2 separate regions of the Mus musculus genome follow, and region 1 is linked to region 2. A link is a loop called in an ENCODE intact Hi-C map of the cell type or tissue named here. Cell type or tissue: heart. All regions are shown on one strand. Links, peaks and the distances in the headings refer to the core of each region. The heading gives the core; the rest is flanking DNA.

What was found. Hi-C counts contacts between places; a loop is a spot of excess contacts. Peaks named below come from ENCODE experiments on the same cell type or tissue, not always from the same donor. Only the 100,000 strongest peaks of a DNase experiment are listed, where the experiment ranks them.
Region 1: it touches region 2 in a loop (2.5-fold over the local background); 1 of 42 quality-filtered maps calls a loop at or near these places.

Annotation. Positions count from the first base shown.
Region 1 is chr17:79,703,977-79,709,346 of GRCm38, reverse strand. Cyp1b1 (cytochrome P450, family 1, subfamily b, polypeptide 1) reads left to right here. Exons shown (of 3, transcript NM_009994.2): 3 at 1-2,407. Among named protein-coding and RNA genes, the nearest start is that of Cyp1b1, 8.4 kb to the left of the region's middle. In heart, for the core only: no CTCF peak of the experiment used is centred there; a DNase peak (open chromatin) is centred at 3,066; H3K27me3 peaks cover 311 bases.
Region 2 is chr17:79,784,747-79,790,130 of GRCm38, reverse strand. No RefSeq gene overlaps it. Among named protein-coding and RNA genes, the nearest start is that of Gm33055, 50 kb to the right of the region's middle. In heart, for the core only: no CTCF peak of the experiment used is centred there; a DNase peak (open chromatin) is centred at 3,230.

The DNA.
Region 1 (5,370 bases), core at 1-5,000, 81 kb after region 2:
TTACGGTTTCAAGTTTGGGATTGTAATGAACTGGTTTCAGTAATAAGTCTGATAAACTAAAAAAGGAACCCAGTGTTCCCAAATAGTATTCAATGCATATAAAAATTTACCTAACTGCTCATAAACATCATATGAATATTAACTATTCAATCAGGAAAACACTTGAATAATATATTTCTTATGTCATATTGCAAACCAAAAAGTATAATCAGTTGAGTGAAATTTGCCCAATTCCAGGAAACGAGCCTGACTAAATCAATCCGTTTTGACATCAGGGAACTGAGTAACAGAACAGTCTTTTCTTATTTATAGTTCATACAAGGGACAAATCTCAAAACTAAACCAGCGAAATATGTTCTGATCTGGTAATTGTAGTTACAACATGGATGGTTCTTTTGGAATTGACCCCATTAATATGTTAAGCTTACAAATTCTTGGTTTGCTTCGATTTTTAAATTAGTTTAAAATCCATCTTGATTATTTCGTTCCAGTTGAAGCTAGAGAAAATGTGATCATTATCTCGCAGAAGGTGAGAAACCTAACCTTTGCCTAAGAACAAATGCCAAATGTAAAAATAAATAAATGATAAGTAAATAAAGGCCATGAATGTTCTGGGTGTTCATTAGAGACCATATGATAGGAGGCTCACTACAACCAGTAATTGGTAGTTTCTTTTTCCGAGTTCTTACTATTGTTGTTGTAGTTGTTTTTTAAGTTGAGTATTAAAGTCTGTGTGTCTTTTGTTTTTGTTTTTAAAGTCAGAATCTGAAGATTGTCTTGGGAGGTTGTTTAACAACTGCTTCTTGAGACAGCAGAGATGCCTAAAATCAGTTTCTTTTATTTAGGATGGCACACCACGATGAGCAGCCACTTCCTGGAAGCTGAGAGAGGTTAGAAATACATGTATTCCGATTATGTAAACAATCCGAAAGCCCTTTGAGAAGCGTTGGATGGGTGGAAAAGTGGGGACAGGGCCCGTGGGGGGTTTCCCATTTCTGTTTTCATTTCGATTAGCCTGAACAAAAGAAGCCCTCAGCACTCAGAGAGCTTACTGCTGGCTCTGTTTCATTAGGCTTCTTGGAATTTTCCTATCAAAATTACAAAGGAAGGGGAGTGCGATAGTCTCTGTGTGCAGAGGCTGCAAGACAGAGAAAGCATGAGGAGAAGAGAGAAGTCTAGATGGTCCCCATTCACTCCAAATTAGTTTCCTGAAGTATAAAATTTGAGGCATGAATGTTTAGACAAAAGGAGTTTTGAGTGGCAGGCTTTACCTTCAAGTGTCTCTTAAGAGTGGCTGGAGCCCTGGCCCTTTCCTCCTATCTCCCCCATCTATTTTGTGGTTGCAAGTTGAATTATAAAAAATTACAATGTAAACCTTATTTAAATTTCTCCACAACAGAACCCCTTGAATGTGATACGCAGGTTGTGTCAGTATTTTAAAGGCCTTAATTTCAACAAAAATTAACTCTATGCAATAATTTTTAAGTTTTTCAGACATTTTAAAAGCATGCGCCTTAGTAAGGCTGGGACGGTGATTTGAGCTTCCATGGCCCTTTTACTATGAGAAATTTACAATAGTGAAAGTCTTCATGTATCAGTCTGGACTCCTTATTAAACCAACCAGACCCGGATGTTTTGTGAATGTAGGGGTCATTTTCATCTGATGCTTTCAGCAAAGGAGAAAGTAGAGGGGGCTACTTTGTTTATTATATTTAGAACCTAGTGAAAGGAAGAAGGGTACAAGCCAGGAAAGAGTAATAATTGTCATATTTGGAAGCTCGAATAGATTACAGGCTTAGTCAGAAAGCCTGCTTTTGTTTCTGCCACAGAGGGACTTCTTTTGCTGCTCACCATGTTCCTCAGAGTATCTACTTCAGATCAGTGCGGCAAAAGCATGTCTCATTAAATGCCTCATCTGTACAGTATAGCTTGGACTGTGTCAGAACGTTGCTTTTCCCCCCAAAACAAAAACAGATGCCTCAGGTGTGTTTGATGGATTAATCACAAGAATTCATGCCCCAGAACTTAGCCTTGACCTGTGAAATATTAGCACACTCTTATGCATTCCCACCAGGGCTGTACTACATTAAGCAGATAGATCACCATGTATGCTAATTAGTATGCTTTTCGCTGTGACACAATTGTATGGTAAAAGGTGTATGTTACCAGGTGATAATAACCCAGGAATAACTCCCCATTTAGCTGCTTCTTGTGTTATTGTACTTTGTCATATATGTTCTTAACATGTATATAGCTGATACAGTGCACACAGATCCTCCGTACACAGAATTAACTAACATGTAGCTTCTACCTTTGATATACCAAAATTTAAAATGTTCTGTCTTCATTATCTCTCATGAAACATTGTTACCTAAACAATAAAACCCAATGTCATAATCCTATGAAATTTCTTTTTTTTTATGTTACAGGAAATACAGTCTAATTGGTCATTTATTTCTACTGTGATCATGTGTCTTGCATTGAAACACTGTGGTATACAGTTCCAGCAGTCCCTACATGTATTAATCCAGCTTTCACACCACAATGTGGTGTGTACCTGCCTTCAACATTGTTAGATACCAGTGCATTACTCTCTAATGTTTAAAAAGAAAAGAGAGAAAATGCATTACAAACATTTTCTTGGGTCATCCCATACTCTAGCCTGTTTTCTCTTTTACTTTTTCCAGTTTCTTAATTCAATAGTTTTTCATCATCCAGTTTTCCAGCAAATTCATGGTCTTTACATTACTAAACTTACAAAGACCAACAAAGAGTTAAACTTGTAACTCTGAAAGACTGGATTGAATTCTTACCATGCGGGACCTAACATTTCTGCTCTATCTGAAAATGCAGGCTACGATGATCTCCACCCACAGCATGCTGGTCCTTTCTTTGAGCGTGCAGTTCATTTATTGTTAGGATTTGTGTAGCTTGATTAGTAAGAGTAGCTGGTGCCCAGTAGAACAGGACAGATGAGAAACGTCTCCCATGCACGATGTGGAAATGGTTTTCTGAGGCCCTGTTTATTTGGTAAGTGACACAGTGTCACAGGACCCATAGCCTGGGCCTCACTTCTGCACACATAGGCGTCAGGGCCCTGCAATGCCAGAGATCCTCACTTCTTCCAGACAACCACTCCTGTTATTAGAAAAGCAGGAAAACAAGCAGGAAAGCCAAGGCAGCGCTTCATGCCACTGATACTTTGGCTGGGAACATCAGTTCAGCAGCCAAAGGGATGGCTGTGAGTTGGGCTTGAAGAATAGACACTCATTTTTCAGAGAAATGATAAAAGGTTCTTGGAAAATGGTCATATCCGTTAAGGACAAGTAAGAGAAATAATTTCTTGGTGGGAAAAAGCCTAAAACCTCCATGGGATCAAGTTTTTTGTTTGGGGACAGGAAGTGGGAGAGAGTAAACCCAATTCATCGAATAGAGTTCAGGCTTGATGCAGGTGGGCGTGAAGGCAGCTCTGGGCATCAGCCAGATGAACTCCCTGGAAGCTCAGAAAGGCTGTTCTGGGGACACTCCACCTTTTTGCATATGTGTTCCAGAAACTAACTGGCTTTTAGCCCTCTCTTATTCAAGTTCAGTGAAACTTTGCTGTATGGCTTGGGTGTCTTAGTCACCCGTGAGAGAAGAGGAAAAAGAAGGAAAACTAAATATATTCAGATACAAAAACAATTCTGTTGTATTTTGGATTAAACTATTTGGGGGGTAAGGGATGGCTCACTATGCAAAGTGCAAGCACGAAGTCCTGCATTTGGATCCTAACACTCACACAAAAGCCAGGTGTGGCCGTGCCCATCTGTAACCCTGGCACGGGGGAGAGACACAGGAGAAGTCCAGGGCTCGAAGGCCAGAGCAGCTGGAACAGTGAGCTCTGGCTTCCGTGAGAGATCCTGTCTCAAAAAGTAAGATGGAGCAGTGACTGAAGAGATCCCAATGCTGTCCTCTGACCTCCAAATACGCCCATGCCAGTGATGATGCACATACAGGCACACACACCAAAACACAGGAGAAATCTATGCAATCTCTAAGCATCAGTTTATGTTTCAAACTCCTTTACCTGACAAGACAAGCACAAACTTTAAGAAGAAATGGTACTACTGTTTTTTTTAGCTTGTTTCAGGTAAGAGAGTAAGAAATAGAAGGCAGGACTACTAAACAGTTTTGGATTAGAGTACTAAAATAAGCTTGAGCACACTCTAGTATGGCAGTCTTATGGGGGTAATATAGAAAATAACTTAGAAGTGTGCTCGTCTGGATGGTCCCTGAAAGCTGTGCCTTGGTACTGTTCATCTCTTCCCAACTGGCCTATGATTGGGAATAGAAGGTGGTTTGTCAGCCATTGAGACTGTGATCTTCAGTCACAGCAGTTTCCTTTCTTTCAGGGGACATACTATTGCAGATACACTCTAGTGGTTTCATTTATTTATTTATTTATTTATTTATTTAGCAAGCAAGTTGGCATTAGTAAGCCCTGGGGCTGTGTGAAGCTCCCAGGATTCTCACCCAGTGCCGAGGGGAACACAAAATGATACAGTGTGACCCGATTCCAAGGCATTCTCCTACAGTGAGGAAATAAGTACCTATTTCCTAAGTGTTTATGGTGGCTCTATTCATAATTCATCCAAACTCCAAATGACATTTCTTTCAAAGGTGATTAGCTAAGGTGAATGTGGTACAGCCATACACTAGGATAGGACTCAGCAATAAAACTGAATAACTGTGCATAAACACAGCTTCTAGATGATTGTCAAAGAGTTAACATTGGTTAAAAAAAAAAAAAGTCAGTCCCAGTTGCTTGTGGTGGAGCATGTCTTTAATCCCAGCACTTAGGAGTCAGAGGCAGGCAGATCTCTGAGTTCAAGGCCAGCCTCATCTACAGGTGAGTTCCAGGACAGCCAGGGCTACCTAGAAACCCTGTCTCAAAAGATAATAAACAAACAAACAAATAAACAAGCAAAAACAAAAACAAACAAACAAACAAACAACCCCCAAAAGCATGGAAAGGTTATCAATATGATTTCTTGCAATAAGTTTACTGATGGAGAAGGGTAGATTTGATTCTTCATTATGGAAATAGTTACATGGCCATATAATTTTATTATGATGAAAACAAAAGTTAAAAAGTTTTAAGGGGTTGTTGGCGTAAGTGAGCTTCCAAGGACTTGATGTAGGTTTCCAGAGTGCATGGCTACTATTTCTTGCCTAAGCAACAAGATGGACACTCTGAGAGGGGAGGTCCCGCCCAGGTTGGTGAAGAGGGGCCAAGGCCTGTGTTGACATCCTTGCTATTTGGATGGTGTGTATTTGTGTGTATGTGTGTGTGTGTGTGCTTATGACAGATTCTCCAAGTTCAATAGGAAA
Region 2 (5,384 bases), core at 272-5,271:
TAGACACAATTACTGTCTTTTCTTTAAGCTCATGGAAGAAGGAGATCAAGAAGTGGATCAAATTTATGTTGGGGCCAGGAAAGTCTAAGTGAGGATTTGTCAGACAAGAACAGTGTGTGTGTGTGTGGGGAGAGAGAGAGAGAGAGAGAGAGAGAGAGAGAGAGAGAGAGAGAGAGAGAGAGAGAGAAATATGCATGGTTAATCGAGAAGTTGAGTCAATTGCTTAGCTGACTTCAGTTTGTCTTTCCAGATGTTTAGCCCAGATCTTTAACATATATCGATGTAGGCTGAGAGGGCCACAGCTGGAGCTCTGAGGTTCTTGTTTCTTGTGCCTCTTCACTACAAATTGTGCCGTGACACATGGGTAGTTACAGGGAAGAGGATGTTTTATTAAGGGAGACACAGAAGTGTGCCACCTTTCATCCGCAGCCTGGTTCCTAGAAGACAAGAAAGGGACAAAGCCTGATCCACAGTGACCTTTTATGGGTCCTTACCATAGCCACCCCTATGCCTAGCTCTTCTGAGACTGGGCTTTCTGAGCATGCTCCTTTGGTTGAATGAAGCCCAGGTAGGTTGAGGGTTGCCAGTCTACCTTTTATGTTAATTTCTGAAATTTTCTTCACCACAGTTTTTAATTCTTCTGCATCAGATCCTAACTGAGTCCAGTCAAGAAGAATGTCACTCTGTGGGTTTGGCGTGCGAATGACTAAATTTGATTTTTTTTTTTCTTTTTTGTCATACCCTAACCTAAACCCCTCAGATATTGACAATAGGATTATGATGTGATTATTCCAAGACAAACGAAGAGGAAGAGCAGAGGAGGCAATGCAACAACCGAGGAGTGTGAACGGCATTGCGTTCAGTAGTAGACAGTGCACAGGGCAAACGCTCTCAGTTTTAGCTTCACAGAGATCTTGCCCTCACTGTGTCTGAAAATGAAACTCAGACAAGTTCTTGAGTTGAATTCGGGTTAAATGGCCCACTTTTGAGAGTCAGGTGGGAGCTCGGTGCAATGTAGATTTTCAGGTGAAAGCCTGTGACAGCATGGAGCCGAACCACAGAGCTTCTTTGTTCTCTCTGCTACTTCTTGGCTCTTTCAGTTTTCAAAGGCAAAAGAAGAAAATTTCTCTTCTGTTGATAACTCTTAAAAATGCTTATCACTAAGGTGCAGACAAGACATATTTCTTCTAGATAGCTTGGGATAGTCCTATAAACGCCTTGGGCGCCACATAAGGCTGCTGCCTCTCCAGATGGATGTTGAATCTGTCCCCAGATTGTGGATCATAGTGATAGGGAAGGGACTTTGGTCTGTGGTGGCAGGGGTTGCAAGAGAGGAGACTCTGACACTAAGCTGGGCTTAACAAGAGCTCTTTTTCCAAAGTACATTAATAATCTTCACTATCCTCAGAGATCTTTAAATCATCAGCATATATATATATATATATAAACATTAGATGCACATATCCTTTTCTGCCTTTCTGTAGTTTTGTAAGTCATAGTAAAAACCTGACATATTTTTGTGCTGGAAAAGCAGGGCCGTTTAGGGAATGACTTGAAATATTAAAATAATACAAACTTGTTAGGGTTAGGGTTAGGTTAGAGCTGGGAAGATGTTTACAGCACTCCCACACTGAGCTTGTTTTAATGAACAGAGAAATACCACTTGTCTTCATTGGGGGCTTTTTTTTTCACATGTGGATATTAACTTCTAAAAGTTTGAAAACAGCTTATCTTTCTGAGCAGTTTAGAATTCCTTTTATTTGCTGTGGCTGGACAGATGGCTCAGCAGTTAAGAGCACTTAATGTTCTTGTAACATCAGCATCTGCATGACTACAAGTGCCCGTAACGCTAGCTTCAGGGGGTCCAGTGCCTTTTCTGGTCTCCTCAGACACCTGCACTCATATGCACACTTCTTCACACATACATACACACATACATATAGTTAAATAAATCTTCATAAACAAGAAGTCCTCTTATTTACATTATTGTTGGCATTATATAATACAGATGCCTCAAAATTCTTTGCTGATACAAACTTAAAATCCAGTTGGATTCAGTTCCCAGTGGACACACACCAAGGACTGTATCCGTAGGACTGAGGTATGCATTTGTGCTGAGAAGTTGCTAGGATTCTGATGACGTGGATGTTTAGAAGGAACAGAGTAGAGTCAACGTCTTCCAGTGTTTGTTGAGTCTTTCTCTTTTGTACCTAAACAAGACTTGATGTGGTAAGCTGGGGGAATGAGGGGAGCCAACAGCTCAAAGGAGGATCAACCAAATAAAAAGCCCACGTCTTCTAGCTTAGAACCCTTAACAAAAAGGCCAACAGTCAGGAAAATCGGGTTATTTGAATTTCACTTCTCCTTCCTTAGACTCTTCAAACACAGTCTATTGGTTAGAAAGCAGGGAGCAGAATGGAGAGAAATCTAAACAGACAGATCAGCAGCTGGCTTTGGGTGAATTCTGAAATAGACCATAGAAAAGGAAACTGCTAAAATATTCTTTTTTGCATCTCTGTGCGTTGATCTTTCTTTGAATATTGCTTTCTTTTAGCATTTCATCTAGACTCTCTTTGCATGCATTTCCTTACCTCTAACCCCACTCCTTTCTCCCTGTCTCTTTTCCTCCAGGGTGAGTCCCCTGAGCACTGGGATGTATTTGACACCACAGCATACCCCCCACCCACCATCTCCTTGAACATTGTTTTCATGTGAAGTTCAACGCTCTTCTTTCAACTCAACCAAGATTGTTACCACACAGGAAATGCTTCATGTCCTCTCCTCGGGCTCCAAGGGTTTTGTGTTTGCTTGCTCTTCCCAGCTTAGAGGAGTTCTCATTTATGAGTTTTAAACTTTCCTCTCCCCTAACTCCTCAATTTCTTTTCCACAACTCAATTTTAGTGTCTTACCCTTGATCTCATCCATCCTTATTCTCTCCCAGTGTACGTAGGTCTCCAGAACTTACTGACCATGCACAGCTTGGGCTTTGTACCCCAGCTTCTCCCACCTTTATTTCCCCTCTTCCAGCTTGCAGGGAGCCGGTTAAATCCTGAGCAAAAATGTATTATTAACATGGACATAGGCATGTCAAAGACCTCAGTGACTCGGGTCCACTGGTGCAGCAAAGCCTACCCCAGGCAGACTCAGACAGATGGAAACCCTTTCTGCAGTCTGACAGGACCCGAAGGACCTATCAGTGTGAGCAAAACTTAGCAAGTGCAGCTTCCTCCTTCTGGATAACTGCCATGGGAGACTGCTTCCCTACACAGACTAGCTGACTCTCCCGCATGTGCTGACACAATACAACACACGGAATTTCCTGGCAGCCATGGCTCCGTCAGAGTGAGCACAGCCTATTTGATCCCAGCTTTTCTGTTCATGTGTTTGTGTGTCTGTCTTTCTTTATTTCTCAGTTACCCCAGTCAGGCTTCCAGGACAAGGTGACGAGTTTTGTTTCTGTGAGTGTGGTGTTCTAAGATTCTTTGTGGAAGTGAGAGCATGAAGCGTTTGTCTTCTTCATCTGACTCAGTTCACCGAACATCGCATCTGCAGCACTCATCCAAGTTGTTACACATTGCAAGGTTTTCAAGGCTGATTACTACTGTGTTGTGCACACACACATTCCATTCTTTTATTCTTTATTTTATTATTATTTTATGGGGAGACATGTAGGGTATTTCGACATCTCAGCTATGACAAATTGTTCAGAAATGAACATGAGAAGGCAGAAACACCCTTGAGATTTTGATTTCAACTTCCTTGGAACTGTACAAGGAAGTGAGATTGTTTGAGATAAGATCGTTTCTTCATTTTTGAGAAGTTTTAATGCTATTATCCAAGAATATACAGTAGAGAAACAATAAACCTCTTCAACGCATGGTCTTGTGAAAAGCTGGTCATCCACGTGTACAATAAACCCAGAAGCAAACCTCTATCTCATAGAAAAATCACCCAAAAGTGGATCAAATACTCTAATATATAACCCAAGGTTCTAAACCTTGAATAGAATAAACAGTGAGGAACCATCTAGACGTTGAGCTGAGCACTTATTCTTTGAGTGTTATACCAAGAAGATGGGCAACATAGGCACAGATGGACAAACCAAACTGTAGACACTGTGTTTTCCTATCTCTGGGAATATTCTGACCCAGATGTGGTGCTGTGTTCAACTGAAAGTGATGTGAGATGCAGGAAGGCACGTCACATCCAACACAGGGATGCTTCAGTTGGGGGTGGGGTGGGGGGAGGGGGTCCCCGATTCATCCACACTAACATTACAATGAGCATTACATCACAATGAACATTACATTACAAAGTGAACACCACATTGAACCTTAATGTGGAGACTTGAACAACAGGAATAGCTTTGGGGACAAAGGACTTATGGGTGACAAAGACAATGGAGGTGAAATCCCCACCACGACCCAGGCCTTCCACACAGTTAGTTCTGCACCCCCACACCCCTCATTTGGATCTCTGATGGGTACAGTTGTCATTTCCATTGCCTAGAATGCAACATGGGCACTTGGTATTAAAACCAAAGCTATTTTCCCAGTGGCTTTCTGTTTTACCTGGCAAAACATGTAACTAAAATTACCATGTAAAGTTTCATTTAACATGGAATTGGCAAGGCATGTTTAAAAAGCACCACACTGTTAAGTGTAGAGAGATAGGAAGAAGGCTTCACTTTGCAACTGGACAATGGATTACTTAAAGATGAAATATTCTAGTTCACTTAAGAAATCCTCAGCATGCAGGGTTTGCACTGGTGGTGCCTGAGAGTGCTCTCCTGCAGATCATTTCCACTGTGCAAACTGAGGACACTTATTCTCTATTTCTCTTGCACCCACAACTTCATGTTATCTGTCATTCTTTCAATAACGTTGAAAGAGATTTTTTTCTGTGTGTTGAGCTAATGTATGTCAGCTAATCCTGAGAGTCAAACAAGTTAAGATGTAATTGATACTTCAGAGTTGGCAAAGATCTTATCCATGGCTGACTCTCGGCCTGGTCCTTCTTCTCAGCATTCTTGATTTTCTTGAGGAATGTTCGGCTCATAGTGGGAACACAGAAGACCCTGAAATCATGGGACTGCTGATGGCAGATGATACTAGAGACCCTTTATGATGGGAGGAGTGGCATGAAGAAATGAACAGAGGAACGATTTCGATCTTGATGCTTCCTATCTGTACTTATTTTATATACAATTCTATTTTCTTCTTCTTCAGGGATAAACTCCCATTTATAGATATACAAGGCCGTAACTATACCCCAAAGCAACACTGCAAGCTCCTACCCAATTTCATGGCTTTGTAATTTTCAGAACAATTACAGCTCATCTCTCACTTCTCCCATTACTACTTACACTTTGTTGATTTTTCTTC